3 separate regions of the Mus musculus genome follow, and all the other regions are linked to region 2. Evidence: chromatin loops called from intact Hi-C (ENCODE). Cell type or tissue: left cerebral cortex. All regions are shown on one strand.

What was found. A loop is a pair of places that touch in the nucleus more often than their neighbours do. Peaks named below come from ENCODE experiments on the same cell type or tissue, not always from the same donor. Only the 100,000 strongest peaks of a DNase experiment are listed, where the experiment ranks them.
Region 1: it touches region 2 in a loop (4-fold over the local background); 22 of 42 quality-filtered maps call a loop at or near these places.
Region 3: it touches region 2 in a loop (5-fold over the local background); 22 of 42 quality-filtered maps call a loop at or near these places.

The regions. Positions count from the first base shown.
Region 1 is chr3:82,994,347-83,002,346 of GRCm38, reverse strand. It overlaps Gm30097 (a long non-coding RNA gene), which reads left to right. Exons shown (of 5, transcript XR_375748.2): 2 at 5,018-5,120. Among named protein-coding and RNA genes, the nearest start is that of Fgg, 9.4 kb to the left of the region's middle. In left cerebral cortex, CTCF peaks have their summits at 3,148 (motif pointing left) and 6,710 (motif pointing right); DNase peaks (open chromatin) are centred at 3,129 and 6,801.
Region 2 is chr3:82,874,033-82,882,032 of GRCm38, reverse strand. It overlaps Rbm46 (RNA binding motif protein 46), which reads left to right and starts at 5,550. Exons shown (of 6, transcript NM_001277170.1): 1 at 5,550-5,725. It overlaps Rbm46os (RNA binding motif protein 46, opposite strand), which reads right to left and starts at 5,328. Exons shown (of 4, transcript NR_040382.1): 1 at 5,275-5,328; 2 at 3,207-3,336. In left cerebral cortex, a CTCF peak has its summit at 4,606 (motif pointing left); DNase peaks (open chromatin) are centred at 4,573 and 5,452; H3K4me3 peaks cover 354 bases.
Region 3 is chr3:82,980,856-82,988,855 of GRCm38, reverse strand. It overlaps Gm30097 (a long non-coding RNA gene), which reads left to right. Exons shown (of 5, transcript XR_375748.2): 3 at 1,255-1,340; 4 at 4,020-4,135; 5 at 7,170-7,380. Among named protein-coding and RNA genes, the nearest start is that of Fgg, 23 kb to the left of the region's middle. In left cerebral cortex, a CTCF peak has its summit at 3,821 (motif pointing right); a DNase peak (open chromatin) is centred at 7,852.

The sequences.
Region 1 (8,000 bases), 120 kb before region 2:
TGTGCTCTCAGAGGGGCTGTCAAACACTTGACAAGCCCTGGTAACAGAGTAAAAATAAAACAAAAAGGGGGACCACGTGGAAATAACCCAGAAACACCAGTGAGTCCTTCCATATGTCACACTGATGGAGCTTAAGTGATGTGCTTATGGTCCCCAGAAAACTTCAAGGGGAGCTGGCAACGGACGGAAGGAGGGGGTGGGTGAGCCTGTGCTCAACCTATGTGGGCACTTGGATTCCATCTCCAGTACAAAACAAAACAAAACAAACAAAAATAACAAGCAGAGCCTCCAAGAACTCTGAATCTCTTGTCCAAGTAACTACAAACTGCTAGCCTTGAGGTTAAGATCCTTTCAAAGATGAATGTATGAGACCAAGAAGAGAGATAGCACATAAAGGCTCCTGCCCACATGTCTGGTCACCTGAGTTCCACCTCCAGGACCTGCACCATGAAAGGAGAGAACTCACTCTTGCAAATTGGCTTCTGATCTCCACACCTGTGCACACACACTAAATAAATTTTAAAATTAAAGAAGTGTGTGTGTGTGTGTGTGTGTGTGTGTGTGTGTTGAGTGTAACTTGTTCACCATATCTCCCAAATTGGATTGAAATGTCACTGTCTCATCAAAATTCCAGATAGTGTTACAATCGTGTAACAATATATTAACTAAGACACATTTCATGTAAGCGGCCTAAAGCAGAGGAGTTTTTAATCTCTTGTCTGAAAGTCTTAAAACAGTGTACTCAGCAAACACCTGTTAAATGAATAAGATTTAATTTCCTAATCCAGTGGTTCTCAACCTGTGGGTTGGGACACTTTTGGGGGTCAAATGACCCTTTCAGAGGAGTCACCTAACACCATCTGAAAAACGCAAGTATTTACATTACAATTCCCAACAGTAGCAATAGTAGTTATGAAGTAGCAATGTAAGAATTTTATGGTTGGGGTCACCGTAACACGAGGAACTATTTTAGAGAGTCGCAGAACTAGGAAGGTGGAGAAGCACTGAGCCATTACTATTAGATGTTACTATGACATGCACAAACCATTAAATGCAGTTTGGGGCAGAGAAAATGAACATGAATCTGTTTCCAGGACGAGTCAAAGAAAGGAAAGACAACTTATATTAGCTTGAAAAACAACTGTCCCCAGAAAATCTGTCCACAGTTACCCAGAAGGTGGCTCCCATACAAGTGGCATCCCGATGTCACCAGATGCAGAGACACAACCTGACATTGCTGGCAGTGTAGCCCAGGGAGCCACCCCAGAACCTGGGCATCTGGGTCTGACGTAGAGAAGCATTTTTGGAAGAGTCAGAGTGAACCAAATTAAGCAGGTCTGTTGATTAAGTACAAAGAAAGTTGCATGGGAAGAGAGGCTCACAGGTAGTAAGCACTCAGCAGTGAGTCTGCGTGTGGTGCCGGGGTTTGAAATGACTTAATCTACAACCAGGTCAAGATGTTAAGGAAAGTATCTGCTACCACGTTGACTTTTCCTGAACGGTGAGTTCTGGTTCGTGGCGGATCGTGCAGGGCTCCAGCGGGTGCAGGGAACACTAACCGTGCTGAACACGTTGAGCAAAGAAAGCCTTCCTTTGAAAGTAGGTCACAAAGAGGGTAGACTTGAGGCATGGTCTTTTGACAATCACGCTTGCAATGTTTCTCAGAAAAGTGGAGACAGGGAGGTCTGGTCAGTTCTGGTGAAACTCCTGGGTGTCAGCCAGGAGGACAAGAAGAGCCAGGGTGAGAGTGGGGGTGGGAGCACACCTATTCTCGTGTCTCTTCTATCTGTCCCCTAGCTATCCTGACACAGAGCAGATAGAGGCATGCACTGAAACTTTTTGACTGAAAGGGACGTTATGTGCTTATTTTTCAAAAAGGCAAAGAGAAACTGTAACATTTTAAAACAAACCCCAATAGACTGGTGCCCATAAAACAAGCCTCTGGAGCCCTAGAAGGCCGCCACGCTAATAAACAAACAAGCAAATAAATATTCAGGAGCTGCTGTTATCCTGTTCCCTTGATTTGCTGTATGAAAATAAAAGGTGAGAAGGCTACACACTGGCCTCTGGGCTGTATCTGCTTGCTTGGAATGAACGACTCTCTATAATAGTGAGCAGAATCAAGCTGAATGAACATTCTAGGCGTGGCAAGCAAAGGAATTTATAGCATGGTACTGTGGAGCTTTAGCACCAACCTAGGCAGATGGCTTTAAGTGTGTGGTTAGAGAGAGCCTGAACGGTAGAGAAAGCGGGCTGATCTTCACCTAACCCAGTCCCTGGTGGAGTCTGCCTTCGATCTTCACCTAATCCAGTCCCTGGTGGAGTCGGCCTCCGCTCCTTTACTGCAGCCCTTCTCATTCACTTGGGCCCACTTAAAGCTCAGGCCACGGCCTTCCAAGAGGTTGATTCACACACTCCCCTACTGACTTGGAGCTGAGCCTCAGGCTGCTCCCCTGCCCTCTTTTGCCCTATGAGGGGGTAGGCCAAAACCACCAGGCAAGTTCTGACCCGGGCTCAGTTTAGGGTCCAGATTCTGACCCTACTAATGCTAGCAACAAGGGGATTTTGAGAATGAGCAGCCCGTGAGTTGATGGGGGTAAGGCCGGCTTCTGAGATGTGAAAACATAAAAGAGCCCAAGAGCAGAAGTCAGATCTGAACTGGAGAGCTTAAATAGGGCTGGGAGCGTAGCTCATTGGTAGAGGATGTGTGGGTCCTGTACCCTCCGTAGCCCACCAGCTCAGTCCCCAGCATGCAAAACAAACACCGCCAACCAATTAGAAAAAGAAACAATGGCTGGCTCCTGCCTCAATTCCTTGCTGATGTAAAGACTGTCAGCCCCACAAAATAATAATAATATTTCATAACACAGAATGGATTAGTCGTTTTCAGTATTTCAGCTTCTGTGGAGTCAGAGATGGGGAGGCCACCAAGGTTTTGCAAGTTAATGTACTCTGTGAAGTGAATCTCTTCATCCGAATTTCTGAGCAGCATGGAAGAATGTACTGTGCAGAATTGCGGACGGATTGTCTAGCACATGTCATTCCAGACCTCTAGGGTTGCACAGGCTTATTAGACTTAGTGATCAGAATACCAAGAACGTGTAAGACCTATGGCAGACAGTCTAATATTTAATGCTATACTGCCACCTTCTGGTGGAGTGATTTTGAACACTAGCTACAAATGTCACCTTCCTACACCCAACCTGCTGCATAGATTGTTACAGATTAAGGAATCTTCTCTTTGTTCTTTTTGTATGCGTATGAATTCTTGTATGAATGTAATATTTCTCTATTTACATTAGGTCATGAGATGGAGCGGTAGATATCATGGCATGGCCTTTAAATCAGAATTTTGATATACTTATGCGTGGGAGAGACTAGGGTGTCAAACTGGCCCTGATGGAGTCACAGATTCACTGTGCAGTTGAAGGTCTGTCCAGCTATTGTTAGCAGGTGTGTAAAAGTGCAAGAACCCCCATTTATGTCAGCTTTTTCACTATTGATTTTCCCCCAAGAAGCTGGCACCCTCAATCCAAAAGCTTGCTGACAGTAGAGTCATGTTTTTACGAATCCAGTTGTTTGGAACACATTCCAAATGAGCATATTTTTAGCCGTGTAAAACCCACTTGCTTCACGTACAGAAAAATACACCCAATATCTGCTGGCCAAGGATAAGACCTCATTCAGCTTCAGCTGTTTCATGTTCACTGACACAGAGCCACCTGATGGGCTGATGAAGGACATCATCTAAATATTAATGCCCCCTTCAGTTTCCCTTCTCCCAGAGCTCTTTGCTCTCCTCTCCTTCTTGGTAGTGTTTCATACCCAAATGGCCAATAGTCTTGAAGGTCCCATACTGTATGGATTCGCCTGTTACCAGAGATGTTAGAATCAGAGTCTGGGCATTGGGAGCCCGAACAGGCTAGTCTCAGCCACAAGTTCTCAATAGGACTGTTAAGATGGAATAGAGTACAAATCAGAAAGAGATGACTGAGTGACTATATGGGGAGAAGAACCAATGAGCAGTCCAGTGACATCCCTGGGGTCCTGACATCCCTGGGGTCCAGTGACATCCCTGGGGTCCTGACATCCCTGGGGTCCAGTGACATCCCTGGGGTCCTGACATCCCTGGGGTCCAGTGACATCCCTGGGGTCCAGTGACATCCCTGGGGTCCTGACATCCCTGGGGTTCTGACATCTCTAAGGTCCAGTGACATCCTGGGGTGTGGGACGCCCAACTTGCCAGCAAGTAAGACGCCACAACAGGATCTTTCTGCAACACGTTTATTGGGAGAGCATGGACTGCGTAGGCGAAAGACCCTGAGCCCCAGAAATGGCGCTGCTAATATAGGCCTAGGAGTGACGTGTCCATACCTGATTGGTTATGCTACCAGTACCTCATTAATATGCCTCGGGCCAGGCAGTGACTCGGCAAAAAACTCTTATGCACATGCGCACATTGGTTGTTTACCCATATTCATGGGTGTTGGCTTATTGAAACCAGCGCCATCTTGTAATGGCGTTTGGGGCTTCCCACACTGGGGTCCTGACATCCCTGGGGTCCAGTGACATCCCTGGGGTGCAGCGACATAAACATGAGGCTTATGTTTAATGAGAAGGAGAGGCGCATGCGTCCCTAAGCAGTCCTGGCCAGGCTGTGGCTCGGCCCACTATCATCTGTTCAGCTCTGTTTTCTCCTGCAAGGTAGTCAGACAAGTTGCGAGAACTGTGTGAGGTCTCTTTCCAGGAGACAAATCCTTTTCTGTGGCTAGCACCAAGGTTGTAGCCCTTTCCTCTTCCCAACATGGAATCCTTGAAGGAAATTTAAATTCGTGGAGATCCACATTCTCTGCAGTCTGATGGCCGAAGAGCAGTGCACAGTGTCTCTCTCTTCTCCCTTTAAAATCCTGTTGCTCCCAGGATGCTCGCCCCACCCCACCGTGCAATCTTGTCAAATGCTGCCCCATTAAGCCCACCGATGACAGCTTCTTTCAAAAACATTTTTATTTTAAATCAGGATTCCACTCCTCAAGAGCCTCTAGAGACTTGCACCATCATACAAGAGAGGCCTCACCTCACGCAAGAGAACGCAGGAGAAAGCAGAGGCAGTCATAAAGAAGGTAACCTGAGCAGTTTGTGTGGTCATGGCCCTGCTTGTGCTTCCTTTCCACAGAGCAGCACTGTTTCCCGAAGAGGCACACAGAGGATTTGAGGCCACCTGTGTCCCTGGACTTCCATTCCCAGGGTGTCCTGAAAGGCACAAGAAGGATGACTCTGAGGATGAGTACTTTAGGGCCATGTCATCCTAGCCGTGGGCCAAATGGCCAATCCTAAGTGTGTGTGTGTGTGTGTGTGTGTGTGTGTGTGTGTGTGTGTGTGTGTGTGTGTACTCAAAGGGGCAATTAGGGGCAAGGAGGGACAATGTGGGTCTAACCTGGAAGCTCACAGGGTCAGTGTTTGAAGGTCAGTGTTAGGAAGGGCTCGCCCTCAGGCTACTTGGGAGACTGGGGGAGGAGAACAATAAAAGTTCAAGGACTGCCTGAGTTTAAAGCCCACTCAAGCAACTTAGTGAGATCTGGTGTCAAAATAAAAGCTACTGATGCATCAGCAGGGCTTAAAATGCATGGGGTGGTGGGATGCAAGTCTCCGTACTGGAAAGCTTTTTCTCATTGGAGAGTGAATGGTTATCTAAGGTCAGGCCTCTTTCCTTTTTTCTTTTCTTCCCTCCAGTTCCACTTAAGAGCTCTGTGGCCTGGAATAACCTCTACTCTTGTTTCTTCGTCTTTAAAATGAAGAGAGTAGTGCCTGCTCTCTAGGTTTGTTGAGACACTTCAACCAAATCAGAGGTGCGTTTAGCTAATGGCGAATGGGGGCTATTTAGCATGAACACTGGGCTAGACTGCCTGGTTTCAATGCCAGCTTTATAGGTTAACTCCCATCTGGAAGGCTTTGAGACACACACCTCTCCCCCATGTCCCTCAACTGTAAGCTCAGATAATTGAAACCTGTCTAGCAGGACTGCTTTAAGGAATTTAAAAAATGTAAAAACTTATTTAATTATAAACAAATAGTGCATTTAGTTTCTGGTGAGCAATAAAAATTCAGCAAGGGGCCCTTCCTGAACATCAGGAGTCACCCTGGAAGATGCAAAGCACTATTTGTTCTCATCTTATTACAGAATTTTATCTCTTCTAATCTTTTTCCTCCCTAAAGTCAGTCTAGGAAGAGTCACAAACAAGGGTCTACAACGGATCAGAGGGAAACTATGTGTGTGTGTGTGGGGGGGGGGGTGCGGTGGATTGTAGTAACTACAAGAGAATAGAACACTTTGTGATCCTGGGTGGCCTAGACAGAATTCCCTGGCTCCATGGTGAGAATTTGGGCTCCATCATTTTTGCCTTGCTGGATTTTCCTTCTCAGACGCTGAATTAAACGATCTATCTTATCTATCCTATCCTATTCTATCCTATCTATCTATCTATCTATCTTTAATTTTTTTCCAATTCAGTCGTTATGTTATTCCCCCCTCACGGCCCACCCTCGGACAGTTCCTCATCCCATTCCTCCTCCCAAGTTCATCTTTAAGCAGCTTTAAATTGCCTGCGACGTTAACTCCAGAGACTAAAAAAGGCCTCTAGTCGCCCAGGTTTTCTGCTGAGCCTCACGAGACTGAGACCGGTGCTGCGGACCTTTCCGCACCGGGTGCGCAGCGCGGCTGGCCAGCAGGAGGCGTGGGTCCAGCCTGAACAGGTTATCCTCCCGGAAAGCGCCTCCAAACGCCGGCCAAAGCTGAGCCTGTGACTGTCGCGGGTCACGCCCCTGGCTGGTGTGGCTATGGCCAGCTCAGGCCCCAGGGCTGCAGCGCCTCCAGGTCCTGGGAATACTCCTTGACTGTATCGGGTAAGGCGAAACCACCTGCACCCCAGGCCCACCCGCACCCACACCCACTGCGGGACCCTCTCCAAGGAAGTTGAGTGCATTTGGGACACACCAAAATCCAATAGATGGTACCTGGGCTCATAGGAACCGTGTGTCCAGCTGTGCACCCGCCTCTCACAGCTGTAAAGCGTGTGGGCAGGGCGGGCTCCCAATGCTTCTTTCCCCACCTCCCTTTTCCTGCCCAGTGACAATCGGTCCCTTCTTCCGGCCCTCATCTTTCTCGGTTTCCATTCCTGCTAGTTGCCTGCCCCTTTTCTGGCTAATCTCTTTACCTGGTCCAAAAAAGCTTGGCAGAGGCTTGGCACTGAGCAGCCACAGGGACAGTGTAAACTGTTTTGGGGACCAGCAGTTGAAAATTTGGAGAGATGGCAAGGGACTCTTTAAATTGTTTTTTTCCAAAGACATTGGCTATCTTAGGGCTTTCTTGTCACTTTTGCTCACTAAAAGAAAACAAACAGACAAACAACAAATCTAGCCTAAGGCTGGTGATCTGATGTGCGACCTCCCCACACCCATGCCTCCACGTGCCCACTTCCAGCCCTTCCTCCCCGCGCCCCCCTGCTGGTAGAGGCTCTAGGCAAGCCTGGGGGCTGAGTGCTTCTTTAAAATTCAGGTAACCTGTCAAGGAGAGAATTTAATGACAAAGTTTTCCTCTGGTCGCTGCCACTTGTCTGTCTGTCTGTCTGTCTGTCTGTCTGTCTCTTTTTCACACACACACACACACACACACACACACACACCAGTAATAAATTAGACAATCTGCAAAATTTAAAAGTCTATCCTTGTGCTCCCTCTTTGTGACAACCCTGTAAAGAAGTCAAATGAAAGGAAAAGGTTTGCCATTCAGATTGTCTTCTGCATCCATTAACATCATTTCGGTAGTTGGGCCTTTGGTGTTCTTTATTTGAATGTTCTTTATCTGCTGTAATAGAATAAACAGAGTGTTGTGAGTACTTCTTTCTGTTGAGCTCCTGGGCCTGCCCGAGGTACAATGGCTGTCCCATTTGATTTGAAGTGCCCTTGACTCTGTTCTCCTTCTGCATTGTTCTGGAGCCACTCGA
Region 2 (8,000 bases):
TCAATAAGTGCAAGCCAGAATATAGACTCAAAGCCAGCAATCGCGGGGTTGTCTTAGTTGGATGCTGAAAAGGTTTTTGAGAAAGTTCAATATTCCTTCATGATAAAGTCCTGAAACTAGCACTAAAAGAAACAGATCACAGTGCACTAACGACTACAGATGACAAACCTATAGCCAATATTACATTAAAAAGGGGAAAAAAATGAAACATCTCTAATCACAAACAAGACAACGGTATTCACCATCTCCATTCTTACTCAGCAAAGTATTTCAATCTTCCCTAGAGTCAGAAAGAAATAAAAAGCCTGCAAATAAAGATCCAGCAGGAATGTCCACTTCATAAAGGCAGGAGCTCACATTATCCTTCTGTAGCTCAATACGGTCTCAAAGCTTTAGCACTGTGGACCACGCCATTCAATATGCTGCTGCTCCTGGGAAGTCAGGGCAGAGACAGCATAGTCAGCTGTACAGGGAAAGGCCTTATAGACAAACATGCCTGCACATAGAACGTGTGTCAGAACGCAGAGTGGAAGATAGGTATGCAGAATATTTGGGATTGTCCTGCCGGAAAGCCACACAGGGAAGTCTATTCTTGTGAACACAAGCTTCTCCGCTCCATCTGGGTCTTCTTGGCTTCTCTTTAATGCCAGCCTGAAGGGTACCAGCAAGCAGGAAAAAATCAAGACAAACCAACATCACATCCTAAAGACACTTTGCAGAGTACAGTCACCTGGTTGATACAGCCTCTGTGCCCTATCTCAGTCTGCGATTATAGCATCAGTTTGAAAAACTGATAATCCAAGACCAAACTGACGCGCACACACCTGTAGCTGCAAGCTTGAAGTGGATGACTATACCTTGTATCATTACAGTTGTCTTTAGCGTCCTCATTAATAAAATGACACATTCTTCTGAGGCATTTCAAGTACTCACCTAGCTTCCACTCTGTATTCTGACACATTTTATATACTCATTTACACACACACACACACACACACACACACACACACACACACACACACGGAGTAAAATTTAAAACATTCCAAAATGCCATTTTCTTTCATTGTTACAATTACTTTTCATGTCTATAAACAAATATGAAAGATTTTTCACTTATAATTCTCTAGAGACATACATTTAAACATGATTGTACAGATGGCTGTGAGTTACCATAGAGGTTCTGGGAATTGAATCAGGTCTTTTCCAGAAGCAACAAGTACTCTCAACTGCTGAGCCATCTCTCCAGCCCACCATTCTTATCTTTTTGCTCTTCTATGTACAACAAGTTCATATTGAGCATCTAACCGCAAAGCACATGTTGAACCTTTGAGCACTGTAAAGGACAATGCGAACCACTAGACCTCGGCAGCCACAAGGGACAAGGGCAGCCCTGTGTGGTTTTTGCCAGTATTCTGCCTGACAGGACTAAGAGTGATACAGTTTGGGCTGTTTGTGAGAATAATAAGCAGGAAAGTTATGCTCTGGGCTATACATTGCACATGAACTCTTTGCCTTATCTCTGCATCCACAACCCACAGTTTCAAATTCTCACTCTAGGGGCTGGCTCTGGGCTTAAGGTACAAAAGGTGTTTCCTTTGTCCTCCTACATGTCCTGTTATTCAGATGAGAATCTTGCTAAGGAGCAGCTGTGGCTCACACCAGTCAGAACTGTCATTCCTTTCCAGGCATCTCCCCACTCCCCACGTTTCCGCAGCCCGCGCCACCCCATGCCACCCACGCAGCACACTGTTCAGGGTGTGACCACTGTCACTGCTATCATCTTAAAAAATCAGTTTCGCCTTATGTTTTCCTTTGTATCCACTGTCATGCGGGGATGCAATCCACATGATTAAGAACAAAGAAAGCCACACTTATTTGAAAGTAACTAGGTCTTCAACCTGGGAGGCAGAGACTTACTCAAAGAGACCTGAAATGTGACAGCTGTATTTAAAACCTAGAGTTGCAAGTGGGCAGGTAGTTCCATCATGCAGTCAGGATTATAAAGATGCTGAGAACACCAAGCAGCCTTGTAAAACGGGGCTGGGTGTTATCGCAAGCATCTGGAAAACCCAAGTAGAACCTGGTAAAGAAAGTCCACAGAGCTCAATAGCAGGGTTTCAGAAAACTGCCAGTCTGGGCTCAGCGGAAATGTCAGCACTCTTGGGGGTGGGGGCAGGGTTCAAAGGGTAGTTTACTAAAGCACAGGGTCTTGCTAGAAAGCTGATCCTGAGGGCCTGCTGGTTCCACTTAAATCCCTAGAACACCCGCCATTGTATTTTGGTTTTCTTCTATGATACCACTATCTAATAAGGGAGATATTATCAAAAATTATTTCTAGCTCTATAGGAGTAAAATCTACTGAGAAAAAAAGTTTGGGTGTTTCTTAATTATTTATTCAACCCACTAATTTTTGTGTGTTTCTTGATAATTTAGTTACATTGTGCTACCATATTTTTTCATGTTTCCTGGCTCTTTTATTGGGTCTTCCCTGGGGGGAATTCTTTCTGATAAAATAGGAGGATCCTGATTGGGTGAAACCATTGGCAAATGATGTCAGACTCCAGTTTCTTGAATGTAAGTAGGTGTTCCTAACTTCCAGCGAGGATCCTGAGGTTTCTACTGTGTTGTGCTGGTCAGCAGACCATGAAGATGTGCTCGGTAGGTTAATCTAGAGACTGCAGCTCTCCATCTTCCGAGCAGCAGTTTCAGGCTTATAGTTCCTCCTGCACATCAGGATTTGGTCCCCCCCCCCACAATGCTTATTATAGAAGCTTGTTGTGGTTTGAGTATGAATGAGTGGGCTCATCTGTACAGTGTTTGGTCCCAGGTGGCAGTGCAAAGCTGTGGTTGGAGGTGAGTCTAGCTAAAGGAAGTCTAGCTGGAGGCATGACTCTGAACAGCATATTGGGTCCAAGGCCCTTTCCTCTGTCCATCACAGTGAGAAGTCTTTGCAACATGTTCCTGATAGTAACTAGTAACTAGTATAAACCGGAGAAGTCTGGCTTCATCAGAACTCCCTCCAATTTGTACTGATGTTTACTGAGGCTCTGGCAATGGGTTGGATTCCTTGTCATTGATCTACATACAAAGATCTTGATTTCTGTTTTGCTGACATAAAAGCAAGGTTCTCGATCCTAGGGCAATACAGACAGGACATAAAGATACCCCATTTCTGTCACCAGAAAAGTCATTGCTGAAGCACCTACCTTCCCTTAGAGTCCTCTTGATAATGGCTCCTGGTTCAGTGATGGGGCATTCATGGCATTTAGACATTCTGTTGTAGAAAGTCTCACACCACCAAGAGAGAGAGAGTGGGCCAGTGTGCTGGAATTGTAACTGTAACGCCATCGTAAAAACAAAACAAAACACACACTTCTGAGAGGGTATCCGCTTGACTAAAGAGTAACCACAGCAAAGCAGGGCTGTTTCCTGTGCTACTATCCTGTTCTATGCTACGGCTAAGACTTCTAGAAACACACAGGCAGTCGCCACGTTTTTCGATCTTTGCCATGAAGACCAGAGACGGATGGAGGAATCTCTAGCGACACACTGACCTTTGGGTAGAAAATTCACCTTTATTTCTATCAGGCCTAAACTGGAAAGAAAACGTTTTATAAGGACTTTCCATTACTTTTTTTTTTTAACCTTTGGAAGTTTGTATATTATAGGACATTTATGAACCTAACCTCTAAATAATCCCGAAGCTTATATTTCATAAGGGGAAAATAGACGTATATACATCCAAGCTACTCTAACCAATTATTTTATACATCCTTTCCATTTTAAAGAATATTTATTAATTTTAAACTATGTAAAGGTGTGTTTGTGTGTGTGTGTGTGTGCGTGTGGGTATGTGCCCACAGAAGCCAGAGGTGGTCTATCTCCTAGAGGCAGAGTTACAGACAGTTAAAACCATTGGGATTGAATGTGGCTCCTCTGGAAGAACAGCCAGGGTTGGTTCTTAAATGCTGAACCTTTTCTCCTGGTCCCTTCCACTGTTTAACCATTTCTTTCCATTCCCACAGACAGCATAATTTCCCTTTGAGCTGCTGATAGATTTTCTCCTGTTTTCGCCATCAGCAAAGGCTTATCCCAATTCTGGCTTCTTTTCAGACAAAAGAACACCTGCATTTCACATCTTTCTTCATTTGGGTCATCTTTCCCCATAAAGCATCTAAAAATTTCTATTTTGCAGTCTATTCTTAAAGAATTCTCGTAGCATAAAGGTTTCAGATGCCCTCTTCTTGGAAACTTAAGAAATAAAGGCTATTCCTTTATGTTTTGGTTGCAGAAGGCATAAATCTTTTATAGCAGTCAATGAAAAATACATCTGCTAATAAAATTTGCTCAGTTTCTTTAAGACTTTGAGGGAGAGGATGTACCCTGTAACTTGAGTCTTTAACATTGTCTTTCTAAAGCAAGTTTCTAAGGCCTCACTCTAATGACCTTTATGAAACTCTTGTTCACTTGGTTTCCTTTATACTGGGGATGGGGTGTGAAAAGAGAACACACTGGAAATGTTAAGTAGTCCTCCAGGCTACCTCCAAGACCTCATTCACACCTCACAATAAAATATCGCCACCTACTGGCTTCTACAGGCTCCTACAACGACGCTTAAAATCAGCTAGTCTGTAAAATCAAGTCTGTAAAATTCAGACATGAAAATGAATGTGAAGAACCTTTCTTTCCTGGACAAAACAAAACAAACGAACAATGTTTAACAAACCTTCCTCTTGTAGTTTTTGAGGTTAAAAAAATCTTTAAAAACAAAGCCAAACTAGTGTATTAGATGTGGCTCAGGCTTTCAACTTGTTTGGAAAATACTGTGCAGAGCAGAGTTTAGGAATAACTGCTTTCCGAGTTACCAACGCCTCCCAGGTATTGTGCATAGCGTTCTCCTTGGGGGGCACCTTTTGGGATAGTAACATATCACAAGCCGCTTGATGCACACGTTGTGTAAACGCCCACAGCTCTCTTGAGTCGGTTTCCCTGTCTGTAAAACATGCTATAACTTAGTTTTAAAAACCCTGTGAGAACGGACGAAGATGCCCTGGAACTGCTTTTGGCACGTAGAAACATAAAAGGGCTAAAACTCTGTTAACGTTATTTACGATCCCAGTCTCATCATATCTGTTTTAAGGGGAATCAGAAATTAAGGGGCCACCCCTCCCATCCTCATTTACAAAAGTCCCCATGACTGTTTTGCACCCAACAAGGCGTTCAATCAAGATTTGCAAACTTCATCCAGCCAGACAAAGAACTTTCTCAACCTACCTACATCTCCCTTAAGGGAAGCACTGCAAGTTCACTTTGTAACTTTTGTTTAGTAACGCCTTCAAGTCTTCCACGCGCCAAACTTCACTCGCCCAGACTGGCTTTTCTCCTCCTGATTGGCCAGCGAGCGTGCCACTCCAAGTCCCTTTCGCCTGTCGCAAGTGCCTCCTCCGGCCTCAAGCCTCAGTCCCGCCTCCTCGCCCCCACCGGCGGCCGCTGATTGGTCGAGGTGGGGCCACTCCACGTGAGGCACGCTAGGCTGAGGCGAAGAGCCCGTGGCCCCGAGGCGCGAGGACAGCACGAGCGCCACTGGCCACGCCCTGCCCCGTCCGGCCCCGCGGCGACTCCTCTGACCACCGCTTCCGCCCGCAGCGCCGATCCGAAGCTCTGGCGGCGGTTTGTGCTCGTTGGTCCAGGGATTTTTAGGTCTGGCCTCTGAAGACCCGACGGGGTGAGGCGGGAATGGGAGCTGCGGGGGTGACCGGCAAACCGCTGCCAACGGCCGCAGTCGGGGGTGCCCTCGTGCGGGGTCCGGGGCGCCACCGTCGGGCGGTGTCCGCGGGCTGGCCTGCGCGGCCGCCCCGTCGACAGCGGCTCCGGGGTCTCGGGCTCCCTGCGCGGCCGCCCCGTCGACAGCGGCTCTCGGGTCTCGGGCTCCCTGCGCGGCTGCCCAGTCGGCAGAAGCTCCGGGACCTCGGGGTCCTGGCCGCTGCTTCCCGACCTCGCTGGCCTCCCGTCGCCGTTGTGTCCGCTCGCCGCGCCGCCCAGAGTTCCTAGCGGGGGCCGGGCCTCGAACTTTCCGCCGCCCCGACTGGGAAGCGGCCGGGCTGCCTAGGGGATCTGCGTGAGTGGTTGTCGGGAGCCAACTGCCCGACGGGCCGGATAACACTCTTAGTGCAGCCTGGGGTGAGGGAGGACCACGGAGCCGGTCCAGGGGCCCGGTGGATGCTGGTGGACTGGCTTCCTGGTGAATTTATGAGAAGGGGACCCCAGGGGACTCAGAAAAAGCACCTCATTTAGCCTTCTAGAATTAGGTTAAAACCAGGAAGCACTATAGGTAGCATCAAGGTGGTAACAGCCCATCATTTATGAATATGCATGTGGAAATAGGCTAATTTAAATAACTAGCAGTTTTCATTTCAAGGGATTAGGGCAATGAGATGCTTCAGAAACTTCCTTTGTAGTCATAAGAATCAACCTTAGCGCTGTGATAGGTAGATTTGTTTTTAAGTATACCTGTTTAAAATATTGTCTCAATCACTAACTGTGCCACTGAGGACATTCGGATCTTGTTAGCACTGTATTTGCCAAATAACCAACTAATGCCTTATTTCCTGCGTGTGGCCATGTTTTAAGTGCTAATTTTCATATAAGAGTCTTGGACTTTAAAATATTAATGCCAAAATTATAAAACAGCTCATGTAAGGTGCAAACATCCTTATAAAGTAAGAAATATTAAAACCAAGAATATATATTCAACTGTGTATGGGTGAAGTTACGCTTTAAGCGTTCAGTGGTATTGTTTTCATTGGTGGAAAACTTAAGAGGTACCAGAAGTTAAGAAAGGATTGCAAATAAGTAATTTGTGTAAATTAAAAATTTTTAATGCTGTTAACTTTAATATCTGTTGGTTGGTAAGGTAAAAAGATAAGGGGAAATGTGATTTCTGTGTTCAAATTAATAAGACTTCAAATGACACTACAGATGACAGTGTCTTTAGTCAGGAAAGCATTTATAGGTATCTCTCATAAACTGAAAGAGCACATCGCTTTTGGGTTTAGTATTTAACATTTGTTTGCAGTGATTTGAAACAATTTTCCCTGTGTGAGTGCAGCGGCTTGCGTGAGAGTTGGAGCAACTTTCAGGAGTTGCCTCTCTCCCTGGTGGGGTTCAGAGGTGTAACAAGTTCTCAGGCGCAGTAACCCACTGCGCATTGTGACCACAAATGATTTTTCTAAATAGTTGGTTTCTTTTTATCATCCTAAATTTAAGTCAGTTCTTCGTTCGCGAAATACCTAGTACTAAAAGTTTTAAACACTTCACCTTTGCAGTCAAACACACTCATTATTTATAATAGAAATAGTTTAAAATGAAATTGAACTGACTCGTCTCTAAACTTGTATTTATAAAATATTTTAGATGCCTAGGACCACATTTTTAAAAAGTTTTCAACACGTTTTCTAAAGTACCCTATCTCACTGAAATAAATATTGCTCAGAATTGGCACTAGGCAGCTCAGTAACACCTGAAGCAACAAACGTGGAATTTACTGTTCACAAGATACAAATCAGGAAAATATAATATGCTTTGTATAAAGGGGTTTTGTGTCTTAAATTATTAAACTACACATAATTTAAAGACATAAACTTTATATAATGCCCACATTTATAGTGTGAGAAATTTTTGTGATAATGCAGATGACATTTTAGTTTGAGTTAGAATACAAATAGAAGAAAGCCCTTTAGATAAGTAATTTTTCCTATATATTTTGAAAAAAATAGTTACTTGTCTGTTTTTTTACTGCATTCTTTTTGAAAGACAATACAAAAGTGAAGATACATAGTCCCATATATAGTGTGTGATGTTTGTGTATGTGTGTGCACAGGAGTACTGTTGCCTTAGGAGGTCAGAGGCATCAGGTACACTGGAGCTGGAGGTATAGGCCATAGACAGTCTATCCCTGGGTTATAGGGAAGGGCACACAGTTAGTGCGGACACAAGGTCAA
Region 3 (8,000 bases), 110 kb before region 2:
GAAAGGCAGGGGCTTTCCAAGAGCGAGCTGCCCTTCCCACGACACAACTGACCTCTTGGTGTGTTTGTATCCCAGCAAAAGCTGCAAACAGCAGGGTAACTTTTTTCAGAAGCATTTCTGAACTTGAGATTAAAATGAGTCACTCACGATCTTTGCCATCTGAGGGGAATCATTTCTGCCGTCGAGTACTGGCTATAGTTTCTTGAGATAGTGAGAGCAGGACAAACTGCCACACCGTGCAAACAATTTGGGGGATCGAAATTAACATTAGAATACAAGCAGCATTAGACCAAACCCACTACATATGTATGTATATATTCATGTGTGTGTGGTATGTGTATGTGTATATGTATATTTATGTGTGTATCTGTAGGTATGTATGTGTATGTATGTATGTATGTGCATATGTATATGTGGTGTGTGTGTGCATAGGCATGCGTGGTGAAATCAGTTTTCTTCTATAATCACTCTCCATGTGATTTCCATACAGAGATCCTTCCACTTTCCCAGAGCTGCTGTTACGGTGCATGCTGCTGTGCAGGTCTTTGGACCTGGGTGTCGTGAATCAGACTCAGGTCTGCATGCTTGTACAGTGAGGGCTTTACTGACTGAGCCATTTCCCCAACTCCCTGAATTGTTTCATTTTTGAAGCTATCTCAATGGTAGCTACCTGTGTGATAACCACTGCAGAAGTAAATTAGACAGTTTAATGACCTTGAACAATGTTTGTGTAATTTTCTTTTAATAAAATTGGGGTACAAGATATGAAACAAGAAAATATCTACATAAATAACTTTTCAAAAACCTTTTGAAATGCTAGATTATATTATTATTGGAAAGGTCATTATTATTAGGTCCTCTGCTTATTTATTGTCCATAAACTAACTTATCTTAATGAACTATAATACAACTAACTATAAAGGGCTTTGTTCATGACAATTGCATGGCTATTATAGCCTTGCTTATGTAACACATTCAATAAGGGAGAGGTCTAAATACCCAGCAATAAAGAAATGGTTAAATAAATGGAAAGAAGTCCAAGAGGTACAATCTTAGTCATCTGTGGTGCTAGTTACACTGTCGTTTGGTTCATGTGTAGTCACAGTGAGTGTTGTTTGGTTCATGTGTAGTCACAGTGAGTGTCATTTGGTTCATGTGTAGTCACAGTGAGTGTCATTTGGTTCATGTGTAGTCACAGTGAGTGTTATTGGTTCTTCTGGAATAAACCTTTTTATTTTAATATTTATGGCCTAGGTGCTGGACTGAGGCATGGGACATCACTACAGAAGTTCCAGTTAGAGCAGAGATTCACTCCAGTTGTGTAACTTACTACAGAATATGTAAGTCTTAATACAGTTTTCTCATCATTTTGTGTGTGTGTGTGTGTGTGTGTGTGTGTGTGTGTGTGTGTGTGATACCTAGTCTATGTAAGAAGCTGCCTTTATTGGGTGAAATTAGAAGAGCCTGTTCCCATAGTAAGATAACTAGAGTAGTTTTCTCATTTAAACTTTAACAGCAGTCTGGCCACAAAAAATCAAAAACAAACAAACAAAAACCCCCCAAAACAAAACAAAACAAAAACAAACAAAAAACCAGATACTTTTGAGTAACTAGGCCAGCCATGTTCTCTCCTACTGTGATCTTCATTTTAAATACCTGGAGTTACTGCTATAACCATTCTTCTGAATGAGTCACTGTTAGCCAGTCTAAGGTTTAGCAAATGGTCAGGATGGATAATGTTAACTTTTGTATCTTAATCAAATGGAGTTACGAGTCTTGCACATCACAGAAGAGATGTTGGTCTAGTTCATTCTTTACATTGTTACTTCACTACCATAGTAAGAAAGTCCAGTTTATAATTTGAACATATCAGATTTTTTTCATTGATTGATTTTATTTTGAGACTCACCTGGGATAGTATGTGTAAAGAACTTGACTGTTATAATTGCCTAATATTTTATATAGATTTGCAAATAATATACAGTTGATTAGCCTGTATTAGTGCCTTGAAGCTAGCCAAAGAAGAAAATTTTAAAGTAGTGTCCCATTTTTTTCAATATTTGTTTTATTTATGTGCATGTGTGTGTGCGTGTCTCTGTATGTATGACAAGTGTGTGAAGGTGCTGATGGAGGCCAGAGAGTGTGTTGGATCCCCTGGAACAAGAGTTACAGGCAGTTGTGAGCTTCCCAATGTGAGTCCTGGGCACTAAACTCAGGTCCTCTGGAAAAGCAGCCAATGCAGTGAGCTGCTGAGTCATTTCTCCAATTTCCCCAAACATTTATTTATTGTGCTTGTGTGTGTGCTTGGATGTATGCATGTGAGTGTGTGTGTGTTTGTGTGTGTGCACATGCCACAGTGAGGTTGACTACCAGAAACTGCTGACTGTAATAGATCCAGATCCAAGACCATTTCGTCTTTGTCCAGCACTTTGATGTGCTGGGTGAGCAGAGATGGTCCCTGCCCTGTGTGCTACGGTGACTCTGGGTGGCTTTTCTGAGTACTCCTTTTTGAGGCCCTGAACCTGTGTCTCTGATAAGGAATAATCTCTTCTTTAGAATGGGTTATATAATCAACAGCAGGTTAAGGTGTATCAACAGCAAGAGCAAGGGGAGAGGGAGGGAGGGAAGAGAGAGGGGAGATGAGGAGAAGAAGGTAAGAGAGAGAGGAGAAAGAAAGATTGATAGGAGATGTTTTGAATCAGCAATAGTCTTGATATAGTACATTCTGTTTACTTTTATTTCTGACAATTTCAGACCACTACAGAATTGGGAAGGGCTGTTTTTTTCTAGTTGATTGGATCTCTTAAAATATTTATTTTACATATTGACCATTTTATACATGTATATAGTGCATCTTGAACATTCACCCTCATTTTCCTCTCATAAACCCCTTCTTCCCAACAATACCCATTCTTACTTCCATGCCTTTTTCTGTTTGCATAAACATAGTTGGGAGCTCTTTATTGTATTTTATTTCTTTGATGTGTTTATTTTATGTATGTTAGTACACTGTAGCTGTCTTCAGACACACCAGAAGAGGGCATCAGATCCCATGACAGATAGTTGTGAGCCATCATGTGGTTGCTGGGAATTGAACTCAGGATCTCTGGAAGAGCAGTCAGTGCTCTTAACTGCTGAGCCATCTCTCCAGCCCCTAGGAGCTCTTTAATGAAGCACAATCAACTTGGTGGTAGGTACACCACTCATAACTCTGGCTTTTAGGAGCAGGGGTATTCTGGACAAAGATTCTCTGTGTAATAGCTCTGACTGTCCTGAAACTTCCTCTGTAGACCAAACTGGCTTCAAACTCAAAGAACTGCCTGTTCCTACATCCCAAGTGCTAGAATTAAAGGTGTGGGCCACCACCATGCTCAGCTGACTTTATGACTTTTTATTTATTTATTTTTTTAAAGCTGTCAGTGTTTATTGGATATTTTCCTTTCTTACATTTCAAATGTTTTCCCCTTTCCAGGTCTCCCCTTCGGAAGCCCCCATCCCACTCCCTCCCCTGCCTCTATGGGGGGTGCTCCCTCACCCACCCAGCCACTCCCATTTTCCTGCCCTGCCCCTACACTGTGGCATCAAGCACCCTCAGGCCCAAGGGCCTCTCCTCCCACTGATGTCCAACAAGGTCATCCTCTGCCACATATGTGGCCAGCGCCATGGGTCCCTCCATGTGTACTCTTTGGTTGGTGGTCCAGTCCCTGAGAGCTCCAGGGCATCTGGCTGATTGACACTGTTGCTCCCTCCAGGGGGCTGCAAACCCCCTCAGCTCCTTCAGCCCCTTAGGGTTGTTTTTACTATTCTCATTATCCACTAGGGGGAGTGATATGGCCATTTAGAAAATAAGCAAGGGCTAATTGTTTACTGTATACTGAAAAACAAACAACGACATTTACAAACCAAAGGAGGTGGGGATGGAGGAGAAACACAAGGTGTTCTCAAATTTGTAGAAACATCTCATAAATTACAGGAAACAGTGGCAGTTTGATATTTTAAAGCTAACTTTCATTTTGAAGTTTGTCATTTTAGAGAGATGGAATGTCAATGAATGCAGTTACACTGCTCGTGCTATCTATGTGCTGAAGAGAGCTGACATCACAGGGTCCCGAACCAAGACGCCAGTGTGCTTTAGGTGAGAAGGTGTGGTCTGAAACTAGTTGGAGGGAGGGAGCCACTTTCACAGAAGTAACCATTGAAGATAATTTGAGGCAGGATCTCTGCAGCCTGGGTGAGGATGGCTTGGAAGGAATATATGAGCTAGCTTGCTTTGGAGAGGCCTTGGAAAGGGGGCAGATGGTCATGGCACACAACTGGATAGAAACGGACAGGGAGAACCACTGAAGACATGGAGAAGAACTAGGAAGGAGGAGACTTTCAGGAAATGCCCACGGAGTTCTGGTGTGTTGGTGGTAAAGAGGCAGGGGATCTGGAGTTTGAGACAAGCCTGCCTCAGGCAAAGAGAGAGAGAGAGAAAACAGAAAGGAAGGGAAGGGGGTTGGGGGTAGAGTTGTGGGGAAGGCTAAGAGGATGGGGCTGAGTATATAATAAGCACAGAAGCAAAATGCTTCACTCTTGGTTAGAAGGGCATTGCGTTATTGCAATTCCTTATGCTTGTAGCAGTTCCTTGGCCAGTTCATAGTACAGTCCAGCAGAGCATCTAATGCCATCTGCAGACAGCCATCAGATGGCCTCCTGGTCAAGAAGTCACATGGACAAGTCCACATGGTCCATCAGGGCAGGTGACGGGGCATGGTAAGAGAGCATGGCTTTCATCTTGCCACTCTCACTCCCATGCTGTGACTATAAGAGTCAGTTAGTCTCTGTCCTCCTCCATCCCATGGCCTGCTAATTGGGTGGTTGGATTAGATCAAGGTTGCTAAGTCAGCATCTGGGGATGGCTCTCAGGGAATCTGAGGCACGTCAGAAATTATCAAAAATATTTTTTTCCACCTGAGATAAAGATCCAACGTTTGGTCACATCCCCAGAAAGGATAATTTTACCTTAACGCTAAGAACTCCTTGTTATTACAAGCTTGCTGTTTCTAGAATTCCAGAATGTTCTAGCTTTAGCCATCCCAATATATTTCATAGTTTCCCTCAGCAAGCCACCAGAAAACACTGAAATGCAGAGGAGAGGGTCTGGTAGGGGTTGACCTGCAGGCTGGCAGGATGGCTCAACAGGTAAACTCTCTGGCAAGCTACTCATTCTGGGTTGGAGTCTTCGGAGCCAAAAGGTGGAAAGAGAACTGAGTTCTCCAAGATTTTCTCTGAGTTCCTTATGCGTTCTGTGGTATGTCTGTAAACAGCCCCAGTTAAAAGAATAATTAAAAGTGTTAACTAATCATCTTGATCAGTCCTCTCTAAAGGATTGTTTTTTACAGACCCAGTGTATTGTTAAAATTAAAATTAATCATTTCATTAGTAACTCACATATACCTTTTAGAACATACACTTTTATCTTTACTAGCCACACATTGGATGGTCATAACAACCAGGAAGTCAGTTTTGTGGTCATTCTGATGATCGGGAACTTCTGTTGCCTCTAGCATGTTTGCTTCCAAGATGGGGGTGCGTCATGGTGGAAATAGAAAGAGGTCATGGAACTTGAGTGGGAGTTACACTCAGAGTAAATGGGAGTGAACTTGAATGGGATTTACCAGAAGGCTCTAGTGAGGCAGTTGTGATGTCCTTCGTAAACCCTCCAGGAAAGCAGGGATCAATTTGGAAGTGGAAATGGAAATCAAGTTGTCATTGGAAATGATGTGATGACAGGCGATTGAGGAACATGTGACAGCTTCCTGAGCAAGAAGTCTATGTCGCTGGGTAAACAGCTGTAGCCATCTGATGTGTGATTTTGGTTAACTCTGACCTCTAGAAACTGATTTCTAATCTGTTGTTATTTGATAAAATTGGTGTCGGCTGGGCTGCCAAAACTGGCAGCTATTTGGACTGTTTTCTGTCCCTATGTCTCCTTGCTCTGTAGAAATTCTCTATACACCTGGCAAGGGATATTATCCCTTTCTGCCTTTATTCATTTCCCAAGATACTGTCAGAGAAAAATGTTTTAAATTTTGATGAGACTCAATTTATACATTTTTACTTTTATAGATCATGTTTATGGTATCGAACCAAAAAAAGGAAAAACAAACAAACAAATAATAGCTTCTGAAAGCCTAATAGTTTTAGATTTTATATTTTGGCATATGATCTGGTTTTATTTTTATAGATGATGTAAGACACGAACCAGTACAATTATTTTCCTCTAGTTAAAACAAAATACAACAGTCTGCATACTTTATGGGAGGAAAGACATTTATTTCTTTGGGTTTGAAGACTTGTACCTATAATCCCAGAACTTAGAGGGCTGAGGCTGATAAATTGCTAGGAATTCCAGGGCAGCTTTGACCACATAGCTTGTTCTAGGACAGCCTAGGCTACATTTGAGACCTTGAAACAAACAAGACATTTACTCTCTGGGCTGGGAAGCCCAGAACATGCTGGCTTTGCTGGGCCTCTAAACATAGTTACTTATCACAAACATATATTTGTGTGTGTTACTGTCTGGTGGTCGTTCCACATGAACTCAGATGGTTTTATCTAAAAGAAGGAATTCTGTCTGGGTACACTGACTATGGTGGGGAGTCAGACTGAGAATTTCTCAGAGACTCCGATAAAAGGACAAAGGGAATGCTCTGTGTTCTTGTCCAGGAACAGACTTGGCACGATCTATTCTGGGGCTTGGGCCTGGGCCTCCAGTTCCTGGGAACCTTGCTTTCTACCCTGCCGGGCTGTAACCGGCAGTCCGAAGGCAGACGAGCAGCCTGTGTTTTCTTTGCCAACATAGTCTGATTAAGTTCTCTGCTGGCCTTGATCTGCTCTTCCCCGTACAGCTTGTATATAAAGGGCTGTATATTTTAATAAACTGGCTTGGCATAAGTCACTAGCTTATACGAGACCTTTTGATCCCAGCCACTGCTTTTGTCTTCTGTATTTCCAACCCTGTCCTCCCACTTGATACCCTGCCATCCCAGACCCTTATCCCTCCAGGTTTGGATCAGAGTAAAGGATGGTTGGTTTGGCAGAATTAATATCTTTATTATAATTTCATATGGCTTTGACAATACATTTTCCATTTTGATCTTGTTTTTTCCATGTTTGATCTTTAGAGACATTTTAGAATTGCTGAACTAAGGCTGCTAAGATGGCTCAGCAGGTAAAGATACCTGCTGCCAACTCCTGACAACCTGAATTCAGTCCCGGACCCACATGATGGAGGAAAAATCAGCTTCTAAAAGATATCGTCTGACTTCTACATGCATGCCCCACCCTCATATGCATGCACACACACACACACACACACACACACACACACACACACACACACACACGTAGACACACATGCATGCACTTGTGCACATGCACACTCAGAACACATGCACACACCCACACATGTAATAGCTTTAAAAAAAACAGTGAATGAAAATGCATGAGCTGTCATTATTCTTTGTCTCTAACTTTGTCATTTGACTTTTTAAGTTGTAGTGATTTGCAACAATGAATTACTGTTCCCTTATAGTCAGAGAGTAGTCTTTTTGCTATTCATCATGGTTATATTACTTAAACACTATGGTTAACCATCCATTACCCTGTATTTCTTACTGGAGGAAAAAAAAAATCAGTTCTTTTGTTAAGGACTGTCTGAAATCTGAGGCACAAGTTCTGTCAGCGTGGGCTTACAACAGTCTTCCAAGCTACTGCAAGCTGCTGGAGGAGAGTAGGGAATCTGGCCAAGCAACTAGCATATGGAATCAGTCAGGGTCACCAGAGACCAGAGGGATCTGACCGGGCAGGGATCTGATGATGTGTCATCCTCATTAGCCATCGAGGCCTCCATGGTCTTGTTCCAGACCGCTTATCCTTGAACTCTGTGCCACGCAGCTGGGATGCTCATCTCTCATGTGCAAAGGAGCCAGAGACTTCTTCCAAACCTCTGAAAA